2 separate regions of the Homo sapiens genome follow, and region 1 is linked to region 2. Evidence: read pairs that join two places in POLR2A ChIA-PET (ENCODE). Cell type or tissue: GM12878. All regions are shown on one strand. Links, peaks and the distances in the headings refer to the core of each region. The heading gives the core; the rest is flanking DNA. Region 1 has its middle 29 kb from the start of SOWAHD. Region 2 overlaps SEPTIN6 (septin 6).

Region 1 (15,298 bases), core at 6,655-9,154, 110 kb after region 2:
GTATGTCCTGGCCCCTGCCTACCTCTCTTACCTCTCCCTTACTCTCTGTACTCTAAGTACACTGCACTGCTTTCAAATGCCTCACCTACCACAGGATCTTTGCACATGCTGTCCTCGCTATGGAATGCTTCCATCTCTGCTTCACCTGTTGACTCCAACTCTTCTCTCAGTCATCACCTCAATCATCATTTCTTCCTGGAAGCCTTCCCTGATGGCTCCAGTTCCCCTACTTTTTTTTTTTTTTTTTTTTTTGATACAGACTCTCACTGTGTTGCCCAGGCCGGAGTGCAGTGACGCAATCTCAGCTCACTGCAATCTCTGCTTCCTGAGTTCAAGCGATTCTCCTCCCTTAGCCTCCCAAGTAGCTGGGATTACAAGCGCCCACCATCACACCCGGCTAATTTTTGTATTTTTAGTAGAGATGGGGTTTCATCATGTTGGCCAGGTTGGTCTTGAACTCCTGACCTCAGGTGATCCACCTGCCTCAGCCTCCCAAAGTGCTGGGATTACAGGCGTGAGCCACCACACCCGACGGCCCCTATTTTATGCTCTCGGAGCTCTTTCTACTTTTCCTTCACGGCCCTTATCACAGTTGCAGTTTCACCTTTATTTATTGTATCGTTTGATTATTGTCTGTGTCTCTCCTTAGGTCATAAGCCCCATAAGAACAATATCTGTGGCCATTTTGTTGAACGTTGTATCTCTGATGCCTAAGACACCATTTGGCACATAGCAGATCCTGAATTATATTTGTTAAAGAAATGAATTAACCTCAGGGACGATTTTAAATGCTAATTAAAGCAACAATGATCTATCCTATTGTGCTCATAGATTGGCAAAGATTAAAAAGATTGAAAATACTTAGCCTGGGCAAGCGTTGAAGAAAATGAGCACTCCCATACGCCGGGTGGTGGGTGTGTAGGCCAATTGGACCTTCATATGTTCACATTGTTTGACCCTGCAATTCCACCTATGAGACTTTGTTCCAAGAAAACGATCACTCGTGCATAATGATATACACAGGAAGATGTTTAGTGAAGCACCATTTGTAATAAGAGAAAGTTGGAAACAACCTAAATCTTCAACAATAGGATATGGCATGGCATAGTGGCTCACACTTGTAATCCCAGCAGTTTGGGAGACTGAGGTAGGAGAATCCCATGAGGCCAGGAGTTTGAGACCAGCCTGGCCAACACAGCGAGACTCCATCTCTACAAAATAATTTTTTTTTTGAGATGGAGTCTCCTCTGTCTCCTCCCAGGCTGGAGTGCAGTGGTGCAATCTTGGCTCACTGCAACCTCTGCCTCCCAAGTTCAAGCGATTCTGTTGCCTCAGCCTCCAGAGTAGCTGGGACTACAGGCATGTGCCACTACGCCCGGGTAAGTTTTATATTTTTAGTAGAGAAGAGGTTTCACCACAGTGGTCAGGCTGCTCTCGAACTCCTGACCTTGTGATCTGCCTGCCTCGGCCTTCCAAAGTGCTGAGATTACAGGCGTGAGCCACTGTGCCTGGCCAAAAGAATTTATTTTTATTTACTTATTTATTTATTTATTTATTTTTGTGGAGATGAGGCCTACTATGTTGCCCAGGCTGGTCTCAAACTCTCTTAAGCTCAAGTGATCCTCATGCCTCAGCCTTCCAAAGTGCTGGGATTACAGGTATGAGCCGCTGTGCCTGGCCTACACATTTTTTTTTTAATTAGCTGGGGCTGAGCTCGGTGGCTCAGGACTGTAATCCCAGCACTTTGGGAGGCCAAGGAGAGTGGATCATCTAAAGTCAGAAGTTCGAGACCAGCCTGGCCAACATGGTGAAACCCTGTCTCTACTAAAACTACAAAAATTAGCCGGACATGCTGGTGGGTGTCTGTAATCCCAGCTACTCAGGAGGCTGAGGCAGGAGAATCACTTGAATTCGAGAGGCAGAGGTTGCAGTGAGCCGAGATGAGGCCACTGCACTTCAGCCTAGGAGACAGATCAAAACACTGTGTCAAAAAAAAAAAAAAATTAGCTGGGCATGGTGGCATGTGCCTGTAGTTGTAGCTCCTCAGGAGGCTGAAGCAGGAGGATCTCTTGAGCCCAGGAGTTCAAGGCTGCAGTGAGTGCCACTGCACTCCAGCCTGAGTGGCAGAAAAAGACCTTGTCTCAAAAAATAAAAATAAAAAATAAAAAATTAGGATATTAGTTGTATTAGGCCATTCTTGTGTTGCTATAAAGAAATACCTGGAACTGGGTAATTTATATAAAAAAAAAGAGGTCTTATTGGCTCACAATTCTGCAGGCTGTACAGGAAGTGTGGCACTGGCATCTGCTAGGCTTTGGGAAAGCTTTAGGGAGCATTTTAACTCGTGGAAAAAGGCAAAGTGGGAGCAGGTGTCTCACATGGCGGGAGCAGGAGTGAGGAAATAGAAAGGGCAGGGGAAGGTGCCACACTTTACAACAACCAGATCTTGTGAGAACTCACTATCACGAGGACAGCACCAAGCCATGAAGGGATCCACCCCATAACCCAAATACCCCACCAGGCCCCACCTCCAACATTGGGGATTAAAATTCAACATAAGATTTGGGTGGGGACAAATTTCCAAATTATTTCATTAATTAAATAAATCAGGGTAGGGCGTGGTGGCTCACGCCTGTAATCCCAGCACTTTGGGAGGCCGAGGCAGGCGGATCATGAGGTCTGGAGTTCAAGACCATCCTGGCCAACATGGTGAAACCCTGTCTCTACTAAAAATACAAAAAATGAGCCAGACGTGGTGGCATGCACCTGTAGTCCCAGCTGCTCGGGAGGCTAAGGCAGGAGAATCCCTTGAACCTTGGAGGCGGAGGTTGTTGCAGTGAGCCGAGATCACACCACTGCACTCCAGCCTGGTGACAGCGCGAGACTGCATCTCAATAAATAAATAAATAAATAAATAAATCGTGGTGCATTCATACAATAGAATACTGTGTGGCCTTTAAAAATGATAATGTAAATTGTATTTATTGATGTGATTAGATGTTCATGATAGAATCTTTAGTAAAAATAGGCAGTTACTAAAAAGTATGATGGGGCCAGGCGCAGTGTCTCACGCCAGTAATCCCAGCATTTTCAGAGGCCAAGGCGGGCAGATCACCTGAGGTCAAGAGTTCGAAACCAGAGCTGGCCAACATGGTGAAACCCTGTCTCTAATAAAAATACAAAAATTAGCCAGGTGTGATGGTGGGTGCCTGTAATCCCAGTTACTCAGGAGGCTGAGGCAGGAGACTCGCTTGAACCCAGGAGGGGGAGGTTGCAGTGAGCCAAGATCGCACCACTACACTCCAGCCTGGCAACAGAGCAAGACTCCATCTCAAAAAAAAAAAAAAAAATTTTTTTAAAGTATGATAGTAAGATACTAGGTCTTCTATTTTAATAGTATGTAATATTGATATATAAATGCATAAAAAAACTGCAAGGATAAATACAAAGCTATTTACTATGAGTTGTTTTGGAGGTCCTTAATATTTTACTCTACATGATTCTATATCATCTTAAAATTTTGCGAGGCCATGGTGATACACACCTGTAATCCCAGCTGCTTGGGAAGCTATGGTGGGAGGATTGCTTGAGCCCAGGAGTTCGAAACCAGTCTGGGCAACAATAGCAAGACCCACCCCCCTCTTAATTAAAATATTTTTTAAAGTATTTTATGAAGATGTACTCATAAGCTGGGCGCAGCGGCTCACGCCTGGAATCCCAGCAGTTTGGGAGGCTGAGGCAGGCAGATCACCTGAGGTCAGAAGTTCGAGACCAGCCTGACCAACATGGAGAAACCCTGTCTCTACTAAAAATACAAAAAATTAGCCCGGTGTGGTGGAGCATGCCTGTAATCCTAGCTACTCAGGAGGCTGAGGCAGGAGAATCCCTTGAACCCAGGAGGCGGGGGTTGTGGTGAGCCGAGATCGCGCCATTGCACTCCAGCCTGGGCAACAAGAGCAAAACTCCGTCTCAAAAAAAAAAAAAAAGAAAGAAAGAAAGAAAATGTACTCAGGTATCATTGCATAATTGAAGAAGTTTTAAATCAAAAAAAGGAAAAGATAGAATACCAATAGTAAATATGTGTATATGACCATACGTATATGTGCTGTAGGTAAATATACATATAAGAAGGATCAGCCAGGCACGGTGGCTCACACCTGTAATCCCAGCACTTTGGGAGGCCAAGGCAGGTGGATCATCTGAGGTCAGGAGTTCGAGACCAGCCTGGCCAACATGGTGAAACCCCATCTCTACTAAAAATACAAAAAATAGCCAGGTGTGGTGACACATGCCTGTAATCCCAGCTACTAGGGGGTGCTGAGGCAGGAGAATTGCTTGAACCCGGGAGGCGGAGGTTGCAGTGAGCTGAGATTGCGCCACTGCACTCCAGCCTGGGCAACAGAGCGAGACTTGTCTCAAAAAAAAAAAAAAAAAGCATCTGGCCAGGAGCAGTGGCTCACCCCTGTAATCCCAGCACTTTGAGAGGCCGAGTCAGGCGGATCACTTGAGGCCAGGAGTTGAAGACCAGCCTGGCCAACATGGTGAGACTTCGTGTCTACTAAAAATACAAAAGAAACTAGCCAAGCATGGTGGTACGTGCCTGTAGTCCCAGCTACTCTGGAGGCTGAGGCAGGAGAATCACTTGAACCCGGGAAGCAGAGGTTGCAGTTACCTGAGATCACACCACAGCATGCCAGCCTGGGTGACAGCAAGATCCTGTCTCAAAACAAAACAAAACAAAACAAAAACAAACAAAAAAAAACAACTAATATGAAGCTCTTAACAGTAGTTGTTCTGGATTGGAGGATTATGGATGATCTTTATGCTCCCTTTTTGCCTGTCTATATTTTCTATAATTAGCATATATTACTTTTGTAATAAGAGAATGTAATCAAGTATATTTCATTTTGAGAAAACATTACAGTGAGAAATAAAGGCCAGGAGAGAAGGACTACTCATGCTGGCTAGCCAGCCCATTATCTCTCAGTAAAGCACACCTACGTGGGAGGCCACATTTTAATCAAGAAGTTGCTTAGTGACCACAGAACCAGAGCAAAGTGCCTAGCTGGATGGCTCTAATGTCGAAAGACAGCAAGCAATGATAGCCTGATGTATCATCTCCACTGCAGTGCTAACCTGCCTGCCCTGAATGCAGACTTTAAAACACCCCAACACACCTAAAGCACCAAGAACCTGCCCTAAGATTGTTTGATCGCATTGCCCTGGATCTTCCTTGCTTGTGTATGACTTACATTCGCCTGACTGTGTCTCTGGCTGACAATAAACTCTCAGCTTCATAGCCTAGCTTTGCATCCGTTTGTGGTCTGGTGTCTGACTCTTTGTTTTAGCATTTGCCCTTGGTCTCCTTGAGGCTTAATTTGCAGCTTCTCTCTAATGAATTTCAGTTTGGACTTGCTCCTTGACTCATCCTGCTAAGCTCCTCTAGTTGCAGGAGCCCGGGTAGGGGCCCTGCCTCTCCTTGTTCCACTGCTGGGCAGGGGTAGGACGTGGGGATTCAGACTTACACCTGACAAGGCTAACTTCAGACACATTTTTTCTTTAGCTTATAACTTTCAGTTAACTTACGATCAATTCTTTTTTTTTTTTTTTTAAGACGGAGTCTCGCTCTGTCACCCAGGCTGCAGTGCAGTGGCGCAATCTCGGCTCACTGCAAGCTCCGCCTCCCGGGTTCACGCCATTCCCAGTAGCTGGGACTACAGGCGCCCACCACCGCGCCCAGCTAATTTTTTTTTTTTTTTTTGTATTTTTAGTAGAGACGGGGTTTCACCGTGGTCTCGATCTCCTGACCTCGTGATCTGCCCGCCTCAGCCTCCCAAAGTGCTGGGATTACAAGCATGAGCCACCGCGCCTGGCCTTTTTTTTTTTTTGAAACAGAGTCTTGCTCTGTTGCCCAGGCTGGAGTGCAGTGGCGCGATCTTGGCTCACTGCAACCTCCGCCTCCCGGGTTCAAGCAATTCTCCTGCCTCAGTCTCCCAACTAAGCTGGGACTACAGGTGCACGCCACAACACCCAGCTAATTTTTGTATTTTTAGTAGAGACGAGGTTTCACCACATTGGCCAGGCTGATCGCGAACTCCTGACCTCGTGATCCGCCCACCTCAGCCTCCCAAAGTGCTGGGATTACAGGCGTGAGCCACCGTGCCTGGCCTTACAATCAATTTCTTATTCTTGGCCCGGCACAGTGGCCCACATCTGTAATCCCAGCACTTTGGGAAGCCGAGGAGAGCAGATCACCTGAGGTCAGGAGTTCGAGACCAGCCTGGCCAACATGGCAAAAATCCATCTCTACTAAAAATACAAAAATTAGCTGGGCGTGGTGGCACTCGCCTGTAATCCCAGCTACTTGGGAGGCTGAGACACGAGAATCGCTTAAACCCAGGAGGCGGAGATTGCAGTGAGCCACGAAGAAAGTGCAGTTATGATGGGGAAGAGGGAGAAACCAGTGGCTGAAGAGGGGCATAATGGGGTTGAGGTGGGGGAGTGTTGGTTTTGTTTTTCAATAGTCTGGAGCAGGCTTTGAGGCAAGCTAGTTTCAAAGCAGCCTAGGGTGGTGGAAAGGGCTTGAGTTTTTCCTCATCTTGACCATGACAAGCTTTCCTCAGCTTGATCTCATCTCCGCCAGGTGGCAGGGCAGCGAGAGCCCTGGCTCAGGAGCCAGACTGCCTCCGCTCTTAGCCCAGCTCCACACTCCACAGCGTGACTTTAGCCCAGTTATTTGTGCCTCAGTCTTCTTTCAAATGGGCATAATAAGGGTACATACTCCATAGGATTGTCGACCTAAAAAGAAGCAGCTTGGGCAAAATTAATGTAAGTAGAGAGTTTATGTGGGCCAAGCTTGAAGATTGCAACCTGAGAGCAGAAAGTCAAGTTTCCCTGAATGTACACTTCAATTACTAGCAGTTACAGGTGGAGTTTTGAAGGCAAAAGTAGGGGACAAGGAGTGGACTGATGCAAAGTTGTTTGTCAGGAATTCTCATTGATTTACAGAAATAACATTGTTAAGCTACAGACTGTGGGTTGTAGTGTCTGGTGTGGCATTATTGGGTTAATTTATAGCTATTTATGGCAATAGCAAGCAATTTCAAGAGATGAATACACAGTTCAAAGTGGGGAGTAGGGCCTGATTTCAGTCTCATTTTAATGTCTCTCCCGGCCTGACCTGCATTCCTCAGATAAAAATTCTTTTCTCGGGATCATTGTAAGAAGGGAGATAGCTCCCAGCCTGGGCAACATGGCGAAACGCCGTCTCTACAAAAAATACTAAAAAATGAGCCAGGCATAGTGGCAAGTGTCTGTGGTCCCAGCTACTCGGGAGGCTGAGGTGGGTGGATTACTTGAGTCCAAGAGGCAGAGGTTGCAGTGATCTGAGATCGCACCCCTGCACGCCAGCCTGGGAGACAGAGTGAGACCCTGTCTCAAAAAAAAAAAAAAATTGCTCATGCAAAGATGCAAAGTACTTAGAACTGTGGTTGCCTGGCATGGCACATAGTAAGTACCTGCTAGGTGTGAACCGCTATTGTTGTTGCTAGCTATGTGGCCTTGGGCATGTCACTTAACCTCTCACTTTGTCATTCAACCTCTCATTTAACTTCTCATCATTCATCACTTGATTAAGGATTCAAAGTGCCTTTGCCCGTACTAGGTATTCAGCAACACTCAGTTCCCTTGGTTCTTTATATGGTAATAATAGTATTTTACATATGAACACTTACTACACTCCAGGCAGCTCATCTATTACCTTCATCATCCTAGTTAATTATCAAGACAACCATATGAGGAAGTGACATTCGGAAGCAGGTATCCCTAGTTTACAGATGAGGAAACCAGGGTCAAATAGATTGCGATTGGCCCAAGGGCGTATACGAAATGGCTGAGCTGAGATTTTACAATCCTATTTCTTTTTCAAATACTGACACTGGAGTGGGTGATGACCAGTTGTTACTAAATCCAGTGGCTAATCCTTTATTGCTACATGGTTTAAACCGATTGTTGCTGCTAGCTGATGATGAAAGGCTTTGTAGCCTTCCTCCGAGTGGGAACACTTTGCTGCCCCCTTGTGACTCACCAAGTTTCTGCCTCCAGGTTCCCCGTTATTTGAAAAAATAAACAAATAAATAAAAGGCCCGGTGCTGCGACACACGCCTGTAATCCCAGTACTTTGGGAGGCCGAGGCAGGCGGATCATGAGATCAGGAGTTCGAGACCAGCCTGGCCAACACAGTGAAACCCTGTCTCTAATAAAAATACAAAAATTAGCTGGGCGTGGTGGCACGCACCTGTAGTCCCAGCTACTTGAGAGGCTGAGGCAGGAGAATTGCTTGAACCCGGGAGGTGGAGGGTGCAGTGAGCTGAGATTGCACCACTGCACTCCAGCCTAGCAACACAGCGAGACTCTGTCTCAAAAAAAACTTTTTTTTAAAATTAACTATCTTTTCTGGTACAGTAATTTCCCTCCAGAAAAGGTGTTGAGGTGTTGCCTGGGAGAGGCAAGGGAAACATGATTGGAGTTGAATTTTGTTTTGTTTTGTTTTGTTTTAATATAGAGGAGAAAATATAGGTGTCTCTCTTTTTTATTCTTTCTTTCTTTTTTTTTTTTTTTTTTTTTTTTGAGATGGAGTTTTGCTCTTGTTGCCCAGGCTGGAGTGCAATGGTGCGATCTTGGCTCACTGCAACCTCCACCTCCTGGGTTCAAGCGATTCTCCTGCCTCAGCCTCCTGAGTAGCTGGGATTACAGGCATGCGCCACCATGCCCAGCTAATTTTGTACTTTTAGTAGAGACGGGGTTTTTCCATGTTCGTCAGGCTGGTCTCAAACTCCCGACCTCAGGTGATCCGCCCACCTCAGCCTCCCAAAGTGCTGGGATTACAGACATGAGCCACCGTGCCCGGCCTAAATATAGGTGTCTCTTACAGCAACTAGGGGCTTCACAAAGGTGGCGACAGTGGGCTCTGGTCTTGAGGGATGACTAAAAGTTTTCCAGGCAGGCTAGGAAGGGGAAGGACATTCTGAGCAGAGGGAACAGCATGGGCAAAAGCACGGAGATGTGATGGAGCATCTCGGGATTTTAAGCGAGGAGAGCAACATGCTTAGATTCATTCATTCTCTGATTCAACACATATGTGTCACATACTGTGCTGGGTGGTGACAATGACGGTAGTGAAAAACACCAAGTCCCTAAAATTATGGAGCTTACTTTCTAGGGAGGTAGATTTGAAGCAAATGCAAGTACGAGATGCCTCTGGATAAAAACAAAGCAGGGGATGGGAACAGAGAGGGACCAGAGGGTGTTATTTTCAACAGGGTGGTCAGGGAGGCCTTCCCTGAGCAGGTGACATTGGAGCAGGACTGAATGAAGTGGGGGAGCCTGCTTCATGAGTGAACTGGGAAAGATCACACGAGGCAGAGGGAACTACAGGTGCAAAGGCCCTGAGGTGGGAGAGTGTTCGGTGTGATCAAGGAGCCAGAGGCGGGGTGGTGGAGGACTGGAGCATCCTCAGTGCAGGTCGGGGTGGGGATGAAGTTGGTAGGAGAGGGAGGAGGTGAGATTGCAGAAGACTCAGTCATGTTTTCATGGAGGACCTTGTGAGCCATGGCAAGGAGTGGGGATCTCATTCTAAGAAGGGCAGGAAGTGTTTGCTGAGACTGTGTTGAGATGTGAGAGGAAAGAGAGGCATTTAGATGGCTGGCAGATTTTCACCCAAGCAACTAGGAAGACTTCACTATGGATGGGCTAAGTTTGAGAAGCTTATTAGAGCTCCAAGGGGAGCTGTCAGCAGGCTGCTGGACAGCAGCTGGATCTGTGTGTCTGGAATTCAGAGGAAGGATCGGAGCAGCAGGCGTCTGTGCAGAGGGGTCATTGAAAGACCTGGATGAGATGAGATTCTCAAGGGAGCGAGTACATAGAGACAAGTGGACGAGGTCCGAGCCCCATGGCTCCCCAATCTCCAGACTCTAGAGGATGGAGCCAGCAGGACCAGCAGAAGGAAGGCACTGAGGAATGACTGACTGGCTAGGGAGCTCAAAGGAAAACCAGGAGAGCTGGGTGTCCCAGAAGCCAAGGGAAGCAGGAGTTGCAAGGAGGATGGGGTGATCGACAATGTCCAATGCTGCTGAGAGGGTCCAGTAAGGTGAGGACTCAGACCCAACTGCTGGATTTGACAGCATAAAGGGAGGGCATGGATGACCTTGGTACACTCTAGCTTCATGGGCATGTGATCTGTGTAGTGGGACAGGGCCCCACTCTTAGCAGGGTCCTGCAATTGGTCTAATGCACTTCTGAGACCCTGTTGAATTTTTTTTTTTTTAAGACAGAGTCTCACTCTGTCGCCCAGGCCGGAGTGCAGTGGAGCAATCTCAGCTCACTGCAACCTCCGCCTCCCAGGTTCAAGCGATTCTCCCGCCTCAGCCTCCTGAGTAGCTGGGATTACAGGCATGTGCCACCAGACCCAGCTAATTTTTGTATTTTTGGTAGAGACAGGGTTTCACCATCTTGGCCAGACTGATCTTGAACTCTTGACCTTGTGATCCACCTGCCTCGGCCTCCCAAAGTGCTGGGATTACAGGAGTGAGCCACCGTACCCAGCCCTGTTGAAATTCTTAATACCTTTCTGCAGTGAGTTGAATATGGAACCTCTCTCAAAACATATATCCATCCAGAATGTGACCTTATTTGGAAAAGGGGTCTTTGCAGATGTAATTAAGGTAAAAATGTTATGACGAGATTGTATTGGATTAGGGCAAGCCCTAAATCCAATGACAGGTGTCCTAATAAGGGAAAAGAAAGGGAAAAGACACAGAGAGGTGACATAAAGACATAGGCAGAGGCCGGGCACCGTGGCTCACACCTGTATTCCCACCACTTTGGGAGACTGAGGTGGGCGGATCATCTGAGGTCAGGAGTTCGAAAACAGCCGGGCCAACATGGTGAAACCCCGTCTCTACTAAAAATACAAAAACTTAGCCAGGCGTGGTGGTGGGTGCCTGTAGTCCCCGCTACTCAGGAGGCTGAGGCAGGAGAATGAAGTGAACCCGGGAGGTGGAGCTTGCAGTGAGCCAAGATCGTGCCACTACACTACAGCCTGGGTGAATCCATCTCAAAAACAAAAACAAAAACAAAAAACAAAAAACAAAAACAAAACAAAAAAAAAATTAGCTGGACGTGGTGGCACATGCCTGTAATCACAGCTACTCGGGGGGCTGAGACAGGAGAATCACTTGAACCCTGGAGGCGAAGGTTGCAGTGAACTGAGATCGCGCCACTGCGCTCCAGTCTGGGCGACAGAGTGAGACTTTGTCTCGAAAAAAAAAAAAAGACAAAGGCAGAGATTGGAGTGATGCATCTACAAGCCAAGGAGCATGAAGGATTGCTTGCAGCCATCAGAAGCTTGAAAGGAGGCCGGGTGTGGTGGCTCACGCCTATAATCCCAGCACTTTGAGAGGCCAAGGCGGGTGGATCACTTGAGGTCAAGAGTTCGAGGCCAGTCTGGCCAATATGGTGAAACCCTGTCTTTACTAAAAATACAAAAATTAGCTGGGCGTGACAGCGCATGCCTGTAATCCCAGCTCTTCAGGACGCTGAGGCAGGAGAATCGCTTGAAGCTGGGAGGCGGAGGTTGCAGTGAGCCGAGATCCTGCCATTGCACCCCAGCCTGGGTGAGAGAAAGACTCTGTCGCAAAAAAGAAAAAAAAAAAGAGGCCGGATGCAGTGGCTCACGCCTGTAATCCCAGCCCTTTGGGAGGCCAAGGTGGGCAGATCACGAAGTCGGGAGATCGAGACCATCCTGGCTAACACGGTGAAACCCCGTCTCTACTAAAAATACAAAAAAAATTAGCCGGGCGTAGTGGCGGGCGCCTGTAGTCCCAGCTACTCAGGAGGCTGAGGCAGGAGAATGGCATGAACTGGGGAGGTGGATCTTGCAGTAAGCCGAGATCGCACCCGTGCCACTGCACTCCAGCCTGGGTGACAGAGCGAGACCACGTCTTAAAAAAAAAAAAAAAAGGCCGGGCGCAGTGGTAATCCCAGCACTTTGGGAGGCCTAGACAGGCGGATCACGAGGTCAGGAGATCCAGACCATCCTGGCTAACACGGTGAAACCCCGTCTCTACTGAAAGTACAAAACAATTAGCCGGGCGTGGTAGCGGGCGCCTGTAGTCCCAGCTACTCGTTAAGGCTGAAGCAGGAGAATGGCGTGAACCCGGGAGGCAGAGCTTGCAGTGAGCCAAGATAGCGCCACTGCACTCTAGCCTGGGTGACAGAGCGAGACTCCGTTTCAAAAAAAAAAAGTGTTCACATCCAAGTTCTCATTTGATCCTTCCAAAAGGCCTATGAGGTAATAAAGTAATTCCTTTCATGTCCATTTTTCAGATGACAAAATGGAGGTTCAGAGAGGTTAAGTAATCACTCAAGGTCACACAGCCAGTGACCAGCAGACCTAGAACTCCGATCACAATAAGATCTTTACCCCTCTTCGTGGCTGCCCATTTTAGCCAGCTTTTTTTTTTTTTTTTTTTTTTAGACGAAGTCTCACTCTAGCCCAGGCAGGAGTGCAGTGGCATAACCTCAGCTCACTGCAACCTCCACCTCCCGGGTTCAAGCAATTCTCGTTCCTCAGCCTCCCTAGTAGCTGGGATTACAGACACACAGCATCACGCCCAGCTAATTGTTGTATTTTTAGTAGAGACGGGGTTTCACTATGTTGGCCAGGCTGGAACTTTTGGCCTCAAGTGATCTGCTTGCCTTGGCCTCCAAAAGTGCTGGGATCACAGGTGTGAGCCACCTCACCCAGCCTTTAGCCAGCTTTTGACGCACAACGAGTGGGGGTAGCAAATTCTTGGGCATGTCCGCTTACAAATGTGGAACCCAATGTTTCTATGTGGGGTGGTGGTGGGGAGGTGGCTGCTCCTCTAGCAACAGTGATCCAGGCCAGCCCTTGGCAGGACTTCCTCACCAGAGTCGGCTGCAAAGCCAGCCAGCTGGCAGCCGGCCAGGCTCATAGAGTGAACCCACTTGGAGCCGAGAGCCCCACAGAGGGCACAGCAGGGGCATGAGGTCCAACAAACTCAGGCTGTGTGTGCTTCTGCCCCAGAGAATACAACGGCACTGGGAGAGACAGCAGCCACAGCTTCCCGAGAAGCACTGGAATCCTAGGAGCGGCTGCCGGGCAGGGGCAGGCAAGGCAGACAGATGGAAGAGTGCCCAGGCTGCATCATGGTAGCAGTTTGAGGTTCTGTTGAAGGAGGGAAGTGACAAGCTGGGCTGAGTGACAGGCATGGATGAGAGGGCAGACCAGGCTCTGGAGAAAACAGCACATGAACCCATCTTTAGTGACAGTGAACTGAGCAGAGAAATGTCACTTTCAGGCCTGGAAATGGCCAGGGAGGCATAATAGTGACTCCTGCAGGGGGCTTCTCCTCAACCGGGAGCTGGGCGTCCAGGGCAAGGTGGCCAGGCTTGTGCCATCTCAACTACTTGGGAACAAATAGACTTGGCACTCTATGTTTAGCCACCAAAGTCAAGACCAGGAGCCCCGAAGTCCCATCCCCCAAGGAGCTGAGGAGCCCAGATGCTAGAAAGAGGGCCACAGGATGAGCAGGGCCAGCAGCTGCCTGGCAGGACATCTGTCACAGCCCATTGGGCAGCAACCAAGAGGAGTGCGGAGGCTACGCGGCCCCATTTGCTGAAGGGGAGGGCTGCAGACTGCTCATCTGGGAGAGGGACAGATGAACCCAGAGCCAGCCAAGGAGGTCACAGCCCAGTCAGATCACAAAACAAAACAAACCAAACCCAGCTCTCATTAACTGAAGCTTGGCACATGCTGGGCATTGTGTGATGTGCTGTCTTTGGAAGAGCTGCCTTAATTCGTAGGATAGCTAAAGTGTAATTATTATGTGATTACACCTTATTATGTAATTATTAGACAGAACCCACTTGGAGCTGAGAGCCCCACAGAGGGCACAGCAGGGGCGTGAGGTCCAACAAGCTCAGGCTGTGTGTGCTTCTGGCCCAGAGAAGACGACAGCGCTGGGAGAGACAGCAGCCACAGTTTCTCTAGAAACACTAGAATCCCAGGAGCAGCTGCTGGGCAGGGGCAGATGAGGGGGCAGGTGTCATTATCATGACCTCCACTTTATAGATGGGGAAGCTCAGGTACAAAGAAGTAAAGTGCCTTATATAAGTCACGTAGTTAAGTCTTCAGGCTGAGATTCAAACCAGGTCTGTCTAACTTTAAAGCCTGTTTTGTTCACTCTCCCTGGCAGGGCTATTATAACCATTACATGAAATAAAATATGATATTAGTAATAGTGAAGGCAGCCGGGCATGGTGGCTCACGCCTGTAATCCCAGCTAAGATGGGCGGATCACGAGGTCAGGAGATCCAGACCATCCTGGCCAACATGGTGAAACCCCATCCCTACTAACTTACAAAAAAAAAAAAAAAAAAAATTAGCCAAGCATGGTGGCGCAGTCCTGCAGTCCCAGCCACTCAGGAGGCTCAGTGAGGCAGGGGAATCGCTTGAACCCGGGAGGCAGAGGTTGCAGTGAGCCAATATTGCACCATTGCATTCCAGCCTGGCGACAGAGCAAGACTCTGTGTCAAATAAATAAATAATAGTGAAGGCCAGGTGCGGTGCCTCACGAGTGTAATCCCAGCACTTTGGGAGGCTGAGGCAGGCGGATCATTTGAGATCAGGAGTTCAAGAGCAGCCTGGACAACATGGCGAAACCCCATCTCTACTAAAAATACATAACTTAGCCGGACCCCAGGAGGTGGAGTTTGCAGTGGGCTGAGATCGCACCACCGCACTCCAGCCTGAGTGACAGAGCAAGACTCTGTCTCAAGAAAATAAAAAATAAAAAAAAGAAAGAAATGGGCCAGGTGCAGTGGCTCACGTCTGTAATCCCAGCACTTTGGGAGGCTGAGGCAGGCAGATCACTTGAGGCCAGGAGTTCAAGACCAGCCTGGGCAACATGGTGAAACCCCATCTCTACTAAAAATATAAAAATTCACTGGGTGTGGTCGCGGGTGCCTGTAATCTCAGCTACTCGGGAGGCTGAGGCGGGAGAATCCCTTGAACCTGGTTGGTGGAGGCTGTAGTGAGCCAAGATTGTGCCACTCCACTGCACTCCAGCCTGGGTGACAGAGTGATACTCCATCTTAAAAAAAAAAAAATGGCAGGGCGCAGTGGCTCATGCTTGTAATCCCAGCACTTTGGGAGGCCGAGGCGGGCAAATTACCTGAGGTTGGGAGTTCAAGACAAGCCTGACCAACATGGAGAAAC
Region 2 (15,298 bases), core at 8,204-10,703:
CCTTCAAAATTTAAGTGTTGAAACTTAATGGCTGATGTGATGGTATTAAAAGGTGGGACCTTTAAGAGGTCATTAAGCCATGAGAGCTCCTCCCTCAGGAATGGGATTAAGGACCTAATGAAAGAGGCTTTAATCGGTGTTTGGTCACTTGCCCTTTGCCTTCTGCCATGTGCGGATATAACACTCCTCTCCCCTTGTTGCTGGAGGATGCAGCAACAAGGCACCATCTTGGAAGCAGAGAGCAGAGAGCTGCCCCAACCAGACAACTGAACCTTCTGGTGCCTTAATCTTGGATTTCCCAGGCTCTGGAACTCTGAGAAATAAATATATATTCTTTATAAGTCTCAGGTCTCAGTATCTTGTTATAGCAGCATAAATGGACTAAGACATAGCCTAAGTTGCCAACTTTCACCAAAATCCGCATTGTAATAAATATACATCTTTCCTAGAAAACAATCTGTGAAAAGATAAACTACTTCCTCTCAGCCTGGATTAAAACTTTTCCGTTGTATAGAAACAAATAATTGTAATCTGACTTTTGAAATTGGATTACAAAATAAAAGGTGTTGGAACTGATGTAAGAGGCCATCTGCTCTGGAACAACCATAACAGGATTCCATTTGTAAATCCCACTAAGGAATAAGCAGTTTCATCCATAGAACACAAATTTCCAGGATTCTCCATGTCCTTCTCTCCCTGGTATCCTTCTGATTACAAAAAAATCCATCAGCCAATCTATTTTAGCCCATTCCTTTCTCACAGCCACAGAGGGTTTCTCAGTGAGCAGGAGTTAAAACCCCTGAGAAGAAATACATTAGTTGAAGAGAGGTGTAGGCATAGATAATAAAGGTTGCCATTACAATCCTAAACAATCCAGAAGGCTGGGCGCGGTGGCTCATGCCTGTAATCCCAGCACTTTGGGAGGCCGAGGCGGGCGGGTCACCTGAGGTCAGGAGTTTTAGACCAGCCTGGCCAACATGGTGAAACCCCATCTCTACTAAAAATACAAAAATCAGCCGTGCATGGTGGCATACGCCTGTAGTCTCAGCTACTCAGGAGGCTGAGGCAGGAGAATTGCTTGAACCTGGGAGGTGGAGGTTGCAGTGAGCTGAGATCACGCCACTGCACTCCAGCCTGGGCAACAGAGCAAGACTCCGTCTCAAAAAAGAAAAAAAAAACAAAAATAAAAACAATCCGGACACCACCTGTAATCATCCATCCTCCTCCTCTCTATTGCAGGGGTCTGTCACTGTCTTTTTTTTTTTTTTTTGAGACGGAGTCTCGCTCTAATCCACTGTTGCCCAGGCTGGAGTGCAGTGGCACGATCTCAGCTCACTGCAACCTCCGCCTCCCTGGTTCAACCAATTCTCTGCCTCAGCCTCCTAAGTAGCTGGGATTACAGGTGCCGGTCACCACGCCCTGCTAATTTTTGTATTTTTAGTAGAGACGGGGTTTCACCATCTTGGCCAGGTTGGTCTTGAACTCCTGACCTCGTGATCCACTCACCTCAGCCTCCCAAAGTACTGGGATTACAGGCGTGAACCACCGTGCCCGGCCGTGTCACTGTCTTAAGACACATAAACCCCCGTTTTGACTGCTTTGAGCTTCCTTTCCTGCTTTTGCCTATAGGGGGAGTCAGTACGTAATGAAAAGACAGAAACTTGGAACCTGTCTTTTAACTATCCCATAAACTATCCCAAAAATCAGATCACTAAAAGTTCTTGACCCGAAAATTCTGCACCACCATGTGCTCTTGAGGAATGTTTAGTAACGGATTGAAAGCATAACTAGGAGTTCTCACTGGCCAATTCTGAGTAATGTGAGCACCAATATTATTAAAGACAGTAATGAATTATAAACCACTGAAAACTTGGGAGCCATAAGTCCACAGTGATACCAAATAGATAAATAAATGAGAGAGAAGGGAGGGCCTTTGCAGGGAGGGGCTTTGCTTTCAGTCGAATACCATGTGCTGACTGGTAAATATGGAGGGAGTGCTGGAGTTGGAAAATCATCATTTTATATAGATCGGTCCAGGCAAACATTATCAACAGATGCTCAATCCAAGGAGAAATTTTTGATGAGTAAGATATTTCCAGGAACTTAACAGTTTCTCTCCACAGATTGTTTATTAGTAGCAATAAAAAAAAAACAGTAATTATATCCTGGAGAAATTGGGCAACACCTTGACCCAAAATGAGAACATCCTATTTTTAAAATAGGACTTCAAAAATATCAATGTCATGAAAGACAAAGAAGGGCTATTCCAAACGAAAGGAGAGTAAAAAGACAGGGCACAATGCATAAACGTAGACTAGATCCTGTACTGCGAGAAAAAAAATGCTATAAAGGATATTATTTGATAGATTAGTGTTAGAATGTGAAATTTACCCAAGTTGATAACTGTCTGCAGTTATGTAAGAAAATATTATCTGTATATATGGGGCACATACATATATATGGGGCACAAAAATGATAAAGCAATAGGGCAAAATGTTATCAACTGGTGAATTTGGGTCAAGAGTATGTGAGTATACGTTGTACTATTCTTTTTTTTTTTTTTTTTGAGACGGAGTTTCACTCTTGGTGTCCAGGCTAGAGTGCAATGGCGTGATCTCAGCTCACTGCAACCTCTGCCTCCTGGGTTCAAGCGATTCTTCTGCCTCAGCCTCCTGAGTAGCTGAGATTATAGGCATGTGCCTGGCTAATTTTGTATTTTCAGTAGAGACAGGGTTTCTCCATGTTGGTCAGGCTGATCTCGAACTCCTGACCTCAGGTGATCTGCCTGCCTCAGCCTCCCAAAGTGCTGGGATTACAGGCATGAGCCACCGCGCCCAGCCGCATTATACTATTCTTGTAACTTAATTTCAAAATGTAGTTTGAAAAGTGCAATAGTGGGCCAGGCGCAGTGGTTCACGCTTGTAATCCCAGCATTTTGAGAGGCCAAGGTGGGCAGATCACGAGGTCAAGAGACCAAGACCATCCTGGCCAACAAGGTGAAACCCGTCTCTACTAAAAATACAAAAATTAGCCGGGCGTGTTGGCGCTTGCCTGTAGTCCCGGCTACTTGGGAGGCTGAGACAGAAGAATCACTTGAACCTGAGAGGCGGAGGCTGCAGTGAGAGATCGTGCCACTGCACTCCATCCTGGGCGACACACCGTGACTCCATCTCAAAAAAAAAAAAAGTGCAATAGCTCCTGACATTGGTGAAGAATATAAATCTAGTGCAGTGGCACAATCTCTACTCACTTGCAGCCTCCGCCTCCCGGGTTCAAGCAATTCTCCTACCTCAGCCTCCCAAGTAGCCAGGACTACAGGCATATGCCACCACACCTGGCTGATTTTTTGTGTTTTTAGTAGAGACAGGTTTTCACCGTGTTGGCCAGGCTGGTCTTGAACTTGTGACCTCAAGTGATCCGCCCGCCTCAGCCTCCCAAAGTGCTGGGATTACAGGTGTGAGCCACCACGCCCAGCCTCTAGCTACCTCTTAATCACTTATCTTGAGGTTGCACTTTACTGGGACCTCTGGAGAGCTTATAAATGATGCCCCTACTCTTATGAAGCTTAACATCTCTTGAGGAGGGAAGTCCCCCAAATAAGAAGCAGAGAAGATTATATAAGTTCAAGTAGGGGCCGGACTCAGTGGCTCACACCTATAATCTCAGCACTTTGGGAGGCCGAGGTGGGCGGATCTCTTGAGCTCAGGAGTTGGAGACCAGCCTGGCAATATGGTGAAGTCTCGTCTCTACAAAAAAATACAAAATGTAGCTGAGTGTGGTGGTGCGTGCCTGTAGTCTCAGCTACTCGGGAGGCTGAGGTGGGAGGATCGCTTGAGCCCAGGAGGTAGCAGTTGCAGTGAGCCGTGATCATGCCACTGCATTCCAGCCTGGGCGATGGAGTCAGACAGTGTTAAAAAAAAAAAAAAGTTCAACTAGGGAGTTTGAAAATGGAGAAGAGATCAGGAATCAGGATAGGTGGATGAGATCAAGAAAGTCTTTAAAGTAGGACCTGAGCCTTGAAGGTAGGATTTAAATCAGTAGATGATATTTCAGACAGAGTCAACGAACAGTTTGTGTAACTCAGGGAGAGGTTTGTGCAGAGACAGAATAGACTGGACAGAGAACAAATATTGGGAAGTGTTGAAAAACGTGGTTGAGTAGATACAAGGGGCCAGTCTGCAAGTTCCCCAAGGGCAGCATCTAACTAGATCTCATGCAAAGGATTTAATTAAGCCCGGGAGCAGTGGCTCACCCCTGTAATCCCAGCACTTTGGGAGGCCGAGGCGGGAGGATCACTTGAGGTCAGGGGTTAGAGACTAGCCTGGCCAAGATGGCAAAATCCGTCTCTACTAATAATACAAAAATTAGCCAGGCGTGGTGGCGGGCCAGGGACTACAGGCCCACGACACCAGGCTAGTTTTGGTTACGTTTCTTAATGGCTGGGAAAAAATTGCTGGGCACAGTGGCTCACGACTGTAATCCCAGCACTTTGGGAGGCCAAGGTGGGTGGATCGCTCGAGCTCAAAAGTTCAAGACCAGCCTGGGCAACATGAGGAAACCTGTGTCTACAAAAGATACAAGAATTAGCGGGGCGTCGGGGCGCTCTCCTGTAGTCCCAGCTACTTGGGAGGCTGAGGCAAGAGAATTGCTTGGGCCCAGGAGCTCGAGGCTGCAGTGAGCTATGACTATGCCACTGCACTCCAGCCTGGACGAAGAGTGAGACCCTGTCTCAAAAAAAAAAAAAAAATCAAAAGAATAATTCAGGATATGTGAAATTCAAATCATATGTCCATAAGTGAAGTTTTATTGAGCACAGCCATGCTCAACCTCTTACATATTATCTACGGCTGCTTTTGTGCTGTAGTAACAGTTGAATAGTTGCAGAGATCACATGGCCTGCAAAGCCTAAAATATTTATCAGCTGGCGCTTTACAGAAAAAGTTTGCAGCTGGGTGCGGTGGCTCACGCCTATAATCCCAGCTCTTTGGGAGGCCGAAGTGGAAGGATCGCTTGAGCCCAGGAGTTTAAGACCACACTGAGCAACAGCCAGACCCCAGTCTCTACCCTCCTCCAAAAAAAATTAAAAACAATCTGGGCATGGTGGCACGAGCCTATAGTCCCAGATACTCAGGAGGCTGAGGTGGGAGGATCACCTGAGCCCAGGATTTTGAGGCTGCAGTGAGCTGTGATCGCACCACTGCACTCCAGCCTGAGCAACACAGTGAGATCCAGTCTCAAGAAAAAAAAAAAAAAGTTTGCTCACTCCTGACCTAAAGCAATGGTTGTCCACATGGGGCGATTGTGCACAGGGAACATTTTGGCAATGCCTGGAAACATTTCTGGTGGTCACAACTGTGGAGGGTAGGGAGGGCATCCTACTGATATCTAGTTAGTAGAGGCCAGGGATAGTGCTAAATATTCTTTAACGCACATGACAGCCCTCCAGATGTCTGGTCCCAAATGTCCATAGTACTGTGGTTGAGAAACTCTGGATTATAGGACTCTAAGGTGAGTACTTTCTTTTTTTTTCTTTCTGAGACAGAGTTTTGCTCTGTCGCCCAGGTTGGAGTGCAATGGCGCGATCTCGGCTCACCGCAAGCTCTGCCTTCCAGGTTCAAGCAATTCTCCTGCCTCAGCTTCCCCAGTAGCTGGGATTACAGGTACGTGCCACCATGCCTGGCTAATTTTTGTATTTTTAGTAGAGACGGGGTTCCACCATGTTGGCCAGGCTGGTCTTGAACTCCTGGCCTCAAGTGATCCATCCACCTCGGCCTTCCAAAGTGCTGGGATTACAGGCGTGAGCCATTGCACCTGGCCAGGTGAGTACTTTCTAGTACAGGGAAAACTCAGTCCTTAACAAGGGAGCCCACTGACTGAACGCCCAGGTCTTTAACTTTTAGCTCAGGTAGCCTTCACAATGACCATGGCAAGGCAATCACTGATGTCCTCCTTTTCTGGAGACGTTTTATTAAATTTTTATTTTACTTATTTATTTTTGAGATGGAGTCTCACTCTGTCGCCCAGGCTGGAGTGCGATGGCGCGATCTCGGCTCATGGCAACCTCCGCCTCCCAGGTTCAAGCGATTGTCCTGCCTCAGCCTCCCAAGTAGCTGAGATTACAAGCGCGTGCCACCACGCCCGGCTAATTTTGTATTTTTAGTGGAGACGGGGTTTCTCCATGTTGGTCAGGCTGGTCTCAAACTCCCGACCCCAGGTGATCTGCCCACCTTGCTTACAGCTCACAAGTCTGTAGGGCTCCAGGGCTTGTAATTTTCCATAACACCTCAGTGCCTGCCTCTGCTCGGTGACGTCACAAACGTCACAGACGTATTGTCTCACTCGGCTGTCTCCTAGTGTGTGAGCTGCGCAGAGCCAGGCCTATATACATGGATATTTTCTGAAGCCTCCAGGCCTCTGTAAGGAAAGGATGCATGCCCTGATGTCTGCACCCTGGCCCTTAGGAAAACAAAGTTGAAGAAAATTCGTTTTCCTAAGGGCCACCAGAGTTCTTTAAAGTGATGACTCTCTCTCTTGCCTACTTTAATGCTTAGGAGGATGGGAGGCTCCGCTCTCTAGTAGACCCAGGACACAAAATACTCCTTAGTATCTATAGAATGCTTTTTGAGTCATAAAGAATAGTCATATCCATGAATTTTGGGGGATGCTCACATCACAGGATTAAATGAGAGAAGACACGTGGCATAGAGTTCTTTTCCTGCCAGAATTAAAACTCACCTGAATCTTGTTCCGTAGGCTCTGGCGCTCCACATTCTCCATCTAATATACTAAATGATAATCAGCTCAACTTAGTTGAATCCATGCTAATAAAGAAAAAGTGGAGGACTTCCTGCCCACCTCCACCCCAGGTGTTGGGAATTTCAGGCCCAGCTGGAATAAAGTTGGAGGGGGCGGGCACGGGGGATGGCAACCCATCTAGGAAGATTTCATAGGCTGGTGGTGCCTCCCTGAGCCCTTCAAATCACCCACTCAGAAGGCAGCCACCCACTCCTCAGGCAAACCGTGGTGGGCCGCATCACCCAGTGACTTAAGATCAGATCACACAGCCATTTAGCATTTCTTTGAATTTTATTGAAAATTGACATGGACATTAGAAAGGTATCAGGCTAAACAGTGCTGGTTCTGGGATGTTTCTCCTGGAGAATGAAAGCCCCAGAGGGGCAATGACTGGTCACACCTTTGAGCAAAAAGAACAAAGGAGAAGAAAGGAAAAACACACACAGATTCTGGAAAACATGCAAAGAGGCTCTCTCAAGAGACACTGAACAGCAGAATGGTGGTGATGGTGGTAGGGGATATATGAGAATGAGCACACTCACATGGTATTTTGATGCAAGTTAAACCAATGAATTCAAGGCAGATTTACCAACATCAAAGCTCTCCCTCCAGATCCCAGGTTGAGCAGAAACCTCTCTCAAAACCCTAACTGGTCTCGGAAGGTGGAATGGAGTAATTTTGCCCTCACTAAGCTTAAACCCCCTCCCTTCTCTACCTAAGTGTTAGATAGTGGATACATTTTCCCCCTTTGCTGGAATCTATAGAAGGTCTGCGAATGCTGAAGAAGATACAAATGTCACTTGACTTTCTCTTGCATATTCAGAAATGTTTAACAGTGGCTGTAGACAGTCAACCCATCGAACCAGAGAAATGTTTAAAAGAAAAACATAAAACTCAAACAAAACCTTGTGAACAGAACAGTACTTTCATACCCACAGCTGAGGTGTCCTGCCCCAGTCACTTACACTTGGGTGAGTGGTCCTGTAGTTGTTTCTCTGAGGTTACATTTCGTCCATTTTCCAGCTCTGATGGTTCTTTTCCTGCCTTGTTAGTTAGGACAAGACACTTCCATTTAAAATACCATGTGAGTCAGGAAGAGAGCTTCTTGCCTGGACACAGGGACACATGAACACTTGTTGAGTGGTGTGGTGTATGTGTGTGTGCTTGCAGTTTGAGGGGAGAGGAAATTGGTTGATTTCTGATTTGAGACAATATGGAACCCTAACTCTTCTATAATGGCAGTCTTCTCCTTTAGACTTAGTGCAGCTGCTGAAGACAAGATTAAAAAAAGCTGGAAAGGAGAGAGAAAGAGAAAGAAAACATGAAATTAGCCAAAGAAAGAGGACATTCAAAGTAAGACAGGGGGAGGGGAATGGGCAATATTGAGGTAGCACAGATTGTAGTGTGAGAAGACAGGTTAGAAATGGGGGTCATTGCTGGGCCATCACCACGGGGAAATCTGCTGAGAAGGTTTTAAGAACACCACACACCAGTTTAAAGCTTCTTGTTTTAATTAAAAACAAGCACATATTAACAGCCACATGTGAATGCCAAATGATTAAAACAAAAAAACAAAAACAAGAGCCATCTACACTGCAGCTAGGGAAAGCAAACTTCTTGGCTTAAGAGAAGTGAGGGATGTGTGTACGTGTGTGTGTGTGTGTGTGTGTGTGTGTGTGTGTGTGTGTGTGTGTGTGTTTCAGAAAAGCCACTCCAGTCTGGGAAAATAAAAGCACAGACCATTTCTAATGACTGGTTTTGTTTCACCAGAAGTAAACAGAGTACTTAGGGTATTTTTTTTTTAAATAGTAACAGTTGTACTAATTTAAAAGCCTTTTCATTGAAGAAGGAAAAAATCTGTCTACAGTGAGAAAAGCTACCCAATGAAATACACATTTTAATAGGTTGATCAACTTTTTAATTTATGTTCACTCATGGGTTCGATTTTTGTTCACCAAACTTCCCTGATTATAAGGGTCACCTAGGGCACCTGTTACACACAGTCTCCTGGACCCCGTTCCAGCCTTGCAGCATCACTGGGTCATTGGGTTAAGGAGCTGGCCCGGCATGCCTTCGTTTTGCCAGCCCTCACCCAATCCATCTTCAGATGTTTTTCTGTGGAAAAAAACCTCGAGGGTCTTCTAATACTAACTAGTCAGTTACTCTGAACATCAAAAGACCTCGTATCCAGGAATGTAACGTATATAAACAGATTGAATCCCTTTGTGAAACTGATTGGGAGTCAGGAGGCATGAAAATTAGTCTGGCTTCTGCCTCGAAACAGAAGTGGGACCTCGGTCAAGTCCCTTCCCTTCTCTGGGCCTTCATTTCCCCTTACGGAGTAAGTAGGTTATATCGTCTTACTGACTAAAATGTCTCCCTTAATATAAAACTCCTCCTTAGTTTCTGAAGGTCTCTCCAAGGCTGTGTGGGTCTAATACTTTTGAATTATTCAGAGCTTCTCAAGCCTTAACTAGTTAATCTGTACACAAATGCAAATGAGGGCGCCTCCGGTTTGTAATGCAAATAATTACCGGGCGGCGGTGTGGGGAAGTGGTGGTTACCGGTTGGTTGTTTAAGCGTGAATTTCTGGGAAAGCAGCTCTGAAGCTGGACATAGAATCATCAAAGTTGCAAATATGAAGCCTTTCCCAAGGAGACCTGACAGGCCTAACTCAGCATCTCTCTGAGCTACTGGCTGAGTATCTGAGCAGATTTTTTTTTTTTTTTTTTTGGTCGTTGGTTTGTTTCTACCTCCAAGCATATGGTCTTCAAAAAAATACTCCACTGTAACTTGAATTTTCCCAAGAAACTGGCTTGTGCTTTGGCAGCATCACCTTCATACTTGCTCTGGTCACTCACCAATCAATAGAGCACCAAACCTACACAGCAAACCTATATTCTTGCTTTGTCAACAAGAAAAGTGCGTGCATATGTTTGCTTTTCATTTTTTTCTTTTTGCTTCCTATTATGATCTATAATTGAAGTGAGAAATCCCCTTCCCCTTCTCAATACTTCAAAAAGGCCTGGAAATTTGGCATAACCTTGTTTGACTGTGTGCTTTGAAAGTAAGTGATCAAAAAAAGAAACTCTAAAAAAAAAATAGAAGTAGGTGGTCATGGTCAGTGCCAGTGGGGCTGGGAGGCAGGAGCAAGTTGCGGAACTCAAAAAGAAGAAGTGAGCTTGAAGTACATGGCAGGATAGGGGTGGGGGGCCTCGCTGCCTGGCACCCCAAAGGAAAGCTGTCAGTTAAAATAGGAACCTCGGCTTAAAAGGCTAAATGGAGTCCAGTCCAGCTGTAGCGGGGAATACTATTCAGTACACAGCCATGGATTACTGCAAAGGAAGGGCAGAGAGACGGCATGTTAGCCACAGATCATTGCCAGGTCAACTCCATCTCTCACACTGTCACTGGCCAAACACCAAAGGCCACTGTGCCTCATAACCCTGACAAGGGAGGGCTCTCTACTTCACAGAGGTTCCCAAAGCCACTATCAGATGGGACCCATGATAAAAACTTAGGGCTGGAATATTTTTAAACTCTCAACTCCTTAAATTGGAAAGAAAGTTAAGGGCCTTTTCTTCTCTCCGGCCGAGTCTCATCTCTTCTTATTGGGGGATGCATGCAAAATGCATGTTAAAAATCATCATGACATTCACCAAATGAACTAGAAGACTCATCAGAGCAAACCCCCAAACACTTGATTCTTTTGACAGCTCAGTTTTCCAGCCTACAAAGTGGGATTTATTATTCCTGCTACTGGCCTCACCTTATTGGGACAGTATGGAGCCCTTCCGGAAATTACCCCCCGAGATGCTGAAATACCTCACAAGAAGAATTCGGTAAGGCTATCATTCAAGACTCTAGGCTGGTAATAATATTCAGGTTTATTCTCCCTTTTGCATCTGTGGGATACCCAGAGTTAGAGAGAGGGGAAACGTCTGCTATTTTCTTCAGCAGTTGTGTTTTATGGGAAGGGCTTGGTGTAAATAAATGCGTTGCCGATTTTGAGCACAGCTTGAGTGCAGTTACTTCGAGTGAATGAAAACTGGAAAGGGCTGGACTCAAAGGTTAGAAGGAAAAGGCGCCAAAGGCTGTCCTTTTGAAACCCTCTAAGAAATGGCTGTGGCTCCTGAGGATGAGGGTGGGGTGGACCAGGGAGGACTAGTGACTGGGATACAGGAGACCAAGGGGACAGCTGTGCTGATCGGTGGTTACCCAGCCATGGTGGTTGCAAATACCTCAGGGAAACTAACAGCAACCAGAACTGGAACAGGGGAGCTGGTGGGAAAGAGTAGCAGATGGGCCCCCTGACCATGTCACACCTCTGGCAAAGATGTGGGGGAAGACAGGGGGGATGGCTGGGGGTGCTGGGAGGGGGACTGGGATGCAGGATGCATCTGCGAGCCACATGACTGTTGGCTTCTTGACCAGCGGCCAGACATCACCCTCAGATTCTCAGGTTTCTATAAACCTTGGCAGGAAGAGAGGAGAGGGCGCGGGTTGGATTGTATGCCCCCCAGGCATGTTAAGGGGGAAATTAGAGAAAGGGAGGCCCAGCTCTGTTGCGCAGGAAAAGGGTGTCTACAGGAAGCCCAAACTGAAAATGAAAAGAGAAGCTGAGTTAATGAATGGATAGATTAATGTACCAAAAAAAAAAAAAAGTCAGAAGAAAATTAAGTAATGAGGACTAATGGCTAAATTAGAATATAGCTATGTTAGATGGTCTTAAGGTCTTATTGCATTGGCTCCGGGGAACATGCTTTCTCTCTCATACACTCCACACACACTCCCACATGATGGCAGCAGTGGCATTAGCCAGCAAAATAATGATCAACAACCACAAAAATACATTTTATCTTTCTTTCTTTTTTTTTTTTTTTTTGAGACAGAGTCTTGCTCTGTCACCCAGGCTGGAGTGCAGTGGTGCGATCTCGGCTCGCTGCAAGCTCTGCCTCCCGGGTTCACGCCATTCTCCTGCCTCAGCCTCCCCAGCAGCTGGGACTACAGGAGCCCGCCGCCACACCCGGCTAATTTTTTTGTATTTTTAGTAGAGACGGGGTTTCACCGTGTTAGCCAGGATGGTCTCGATCTCCTGACCTCATGATCTGCCCGCCTTGGCCTCCCAAAGTGCTGGGATTACAGGCGTGAGCCACTGCACCCGGCTCTTTTTTGTTGTTGTTGTTGAGATGGAGTTTTGGTCTTTTGCCCAGGCTGGAGTGCAGTGGCCGTGATCTTGGCTCACTGCAACCTCCATCTTCCAATTTCAAGCGATTCTCCTGCCTCAGCCTCCTGAGTATCTGGGATTACAGGCGCCTGCCACCACGCTCGGCTAATTTTTGTATTTTTAGTAGCGACGGGGGTTTCATCATGTTGGCCAGGCTGGTCTCGAACTCCTGACCTCAAGTGATCCACCCGCCTCAGCCTCCCAAAGTGCTGGGATTACTGGCGTGAGGCACTGAGCCCGGCCTATCTCTTCTTAATGACTAGGTCCTGACTAGTGTCCCCCACCACCCACCCCCAGCACCACCACCCACCCCCAGCACCACCACCCAATACCTTGTACAGGAATACCTTCCACAAATCTCTAAGTGGCCTCAGGCCACTGGATAGAGCCCCAGGCTCTAGCCACTGCATTTCCTGTCCCATTGGGAAAGTAGAGGAGGCTGAGGTTTCACCCCAGGAGATCCTTAGAGCTGTCCTAGTCAGCTAACTGGTACTCTGGGGCAAGACCTGTTTGCAGAGCATATGGGGATGATTGCAGAACTCTGTTCTAGGGTCCAGACCACAGTTACCTGAAAATGTGAACTATGGAAACCCATCATTGGTTTGTGCTTAAATAATACTTTGACCTCTCTTCCATGTAAATTTCATTCCTGTGACATAAATACAGCAAGTAGAACTGATCCCCATTTCATATGAGTAGACCAAGAAACACAGAGAAGTCAACAGACTTGCCTGTGGCTGCAAAGAGTCACAGCTGGGCCCAGAGCTGGTGTGTGTGTGTGTGTGTGTGTGTGTGTGTGTGTGTGTGTGTGTGTGTATTTTTATTTCTTTTGAGATGGAGTCTTGCTCTGTCACCCAGGCTGGAGTGCAATGGTGCGATCTTGGCTCACTGCAACCGCCGCCTCTGGGGTTCAAGCAATTCTCCTGCCTCAGCCTCCCAAGTAGCTGGGATTATAGGCACCCGCCACCATGCCCAGCTAATTTTTGTATTTTTAGTAGAGACAGGGTTTCACCATGTTGGCCAGGCTGGTATTGAACTCCTGACCTCGGGTGATCCTCCTGCCTCGGCCTTCCAAAGTGCTGGGATTACAGGCGTGAGCCATCATGCCCAGCCAACTCTCTTAAAAAAAAAAAAAAAAAATAGAGAGATAGGGTTTCACCATGCTGCCCAGGCTGGTCTCCAACTCCTGGGCTCAAGTGATCCTCCCACCTCAGCCTCCCAAAGTGCTAGGATTACATAAGTGAGCCACCTCGCCCAGCTTCCATTTACTCATCTTGCAAACTGGGGATTATTCCTTCTCTACCTCACAGACCTGTTGTAAGTATAAAATGAGATACTATACAAAAGACAAAAACAAAAACAAAACAACAACAACAAAAAAAAACACTTTGGAAAGTAATAAAAGCTATACAAATGCTCATATCTTATTTTTATTCTTTGTCTACTTCCTAGGGGAAGAGTAATCTAAAAAACACTGCAATGGCCTATGTTCTAGGTTTCATGGGAAGGCTGACGTATTTTGATGTGTGTATACTATCCATATACTGTGCACTCCTAAGGACCAATAATGATTGAGGTAGAGTATCTGCAACGATGTAGGGGGTCACAAAGGAATCGCTTTTACAAATGCAGAGAGCTATAAGTAGTGCCTCAAGCAATTTCAAAATGTGGAGGCACAGTAAGCCTCACTCTGCCTGCATTCTAGGTGGCCTTCGTGATCCACCCCTTGAATGAGGGCTTTGAGGAGGGGGCGGGTTGCCTTTGCTGCTTTCAGATCCTGGGGAGCCAAAGCCTCCCCTGACTCGTTGGTCTGAAATTGCTTTCGTGGTCTGCCAGGGAGAATCCTGCCAGGAAGAGCCAACCTACTTGGGGTTGGGGTTGGCTGTTCCAGCTGTTTACCAATTGCCTCTCACTTGTAAAGTGTAGCTTTAATTATAGTTTTGCCAGAATTCATTTTAGGAATGGCCACTAACAATGATTTACTTGGGGAAACCTGTAAGCAACTGTGTCAAGCCACGTGCAGTGAAACCTGAATTAACTGAAATCTCATTAACTAGAATACATATTTCCTGCTCACCTCATTAAAAATGGGAGAACAAAGAACATAACACATGAACTGAGTTCCTATTACATGTCAGACACTTCACTACGCACTGGAACTACATACAGTGCAAAGAATGGACAGGCATTCTAGGAACTGACTGTCTTCCTAAATGGAAATCTGCTGTTTAATTCCAGTCAACTAGCAGGGGCTCCAAGACTTGCTGTTAAGCCAGACAGTAAATCAAGTCACTGTTCTTTTAAGATTGTTTCCTTTGGCCCGGTTTCATGGGCCTTATGTTGCAGAAACCTCTATGGACTTCCTCTTCAGGATTTGCTTCCAAGCAGGATGTTTTGCCAGCTGCCCCGAGTCCCCAGTGCAATAGCTGCGGCAATCAGTTTGGTGACTAACAGCAGGCTCTCCATTTAAATCATAAACTACATGGGTGAGTGGGGAAAAGTCTTCTCTATATTTTATATTCCCTGATCCAAACAAACCAAATGTAAAAGGGCATTTATGAGACAACCGGGATGTTTCAAACACTGACTAGACATTTCATGTTAATGAATTATTGTTCATTTTGTAGGTGTGATAATGGTGGGGTTGTGGTTATGTTTTTTTAAAGAATCATTATCTCTTGGAAATATATACTAAAGTATTTACAGATAAAATGATATAGTTTTGCTTTATAATAATTCAGCAGGTCTGTAGTAATTGATGAAACAAGATTAGGCATATGTTTATGGTTGCCTGGGGGCTGAACTGTATTATCCTCTTATTTTGCTCATGTTTGAAAGTTTCCACGGTAAAGTTTAAAAAAAATAATAATAACCCTTCATCGGGCGCGGTGGCTCACGCCTGTAATCTCAGCACTTTGGGAGGCCAAGGTAGGCAGATCACCTGAGGTCAGGAGTTTGAGACCAGCCTGGGCCAACGTGGTGAAACCCGGTCTCTGCTAAAAATACAAAAATTAGCCAGGAATGGTGGCACATGCCTATAATCCCAGCTACTTGGGAGGCTGAGGCATGAGAATTGCTTGAACCCAGGAGGCGGAGGTTGCAGGGAGCTGAGGTTGTGCCACTGCACTCCAGCCTCGGTGACAGAGTGAGACTCCGTCTCAAAAAAAGAAACAAACAAACAAAAAAAACCCTAATTATGTTAAATTAAAAATGTTTGTATTTCCTTTCCATCCACTACCTGAGTCTAGTAGAGGAGATAGAAGGTCCTTAATCCCT

What was found. ChIA-PET counts read pairs that join two places held together with the same protein. Peaks named below come from ENCODE experiments on the same cell type or tissue, not always from the same donor. Only the 100,000 strongest peaks of a DNase experiment are listed, where the experiment ranks them.
Region 1: POLR2A ChIA-PET joins it to region 2 with 10 read pairs; 15 of 35 experiments call an interaction of 5 or more read pairs at or near these places.

The regions. Positions count from the first base shown.
Region 1 is chrX:119,722,034-119,737,331 of GRCh38, forward strand. No RefSeq gene overlaps it. Among named protein-coding and RNA genes, the nearest start is that of SOWAHD, 29 kb to the right of the region's middle. In GM12878, for the core only: a CTCF peak has its summit at 8,064 (motif pointing left); a DNase peak (open chromatin) is centred at 8,028.
Region 2 is chrX:119,608,657-119,623,954 of GRCh38, forward strand. SEPTIN6 (septin 6) reads right to left here. Exons shown (of 11, transcript NM_145799.4): 11 at 8,289-11,395. Among named protein-coding and RNA genes, the nearest start is that of NKRF, 9.9 kb to the left of the region's middle. In GM12878, for the core only: no CTCF peak of the experiment used is centred there; a DNase peak (open chromatin) is centred at 9,333; H3K4me3 peaks cover 775 bases; H3K27ac peaks cover 2,256 bases.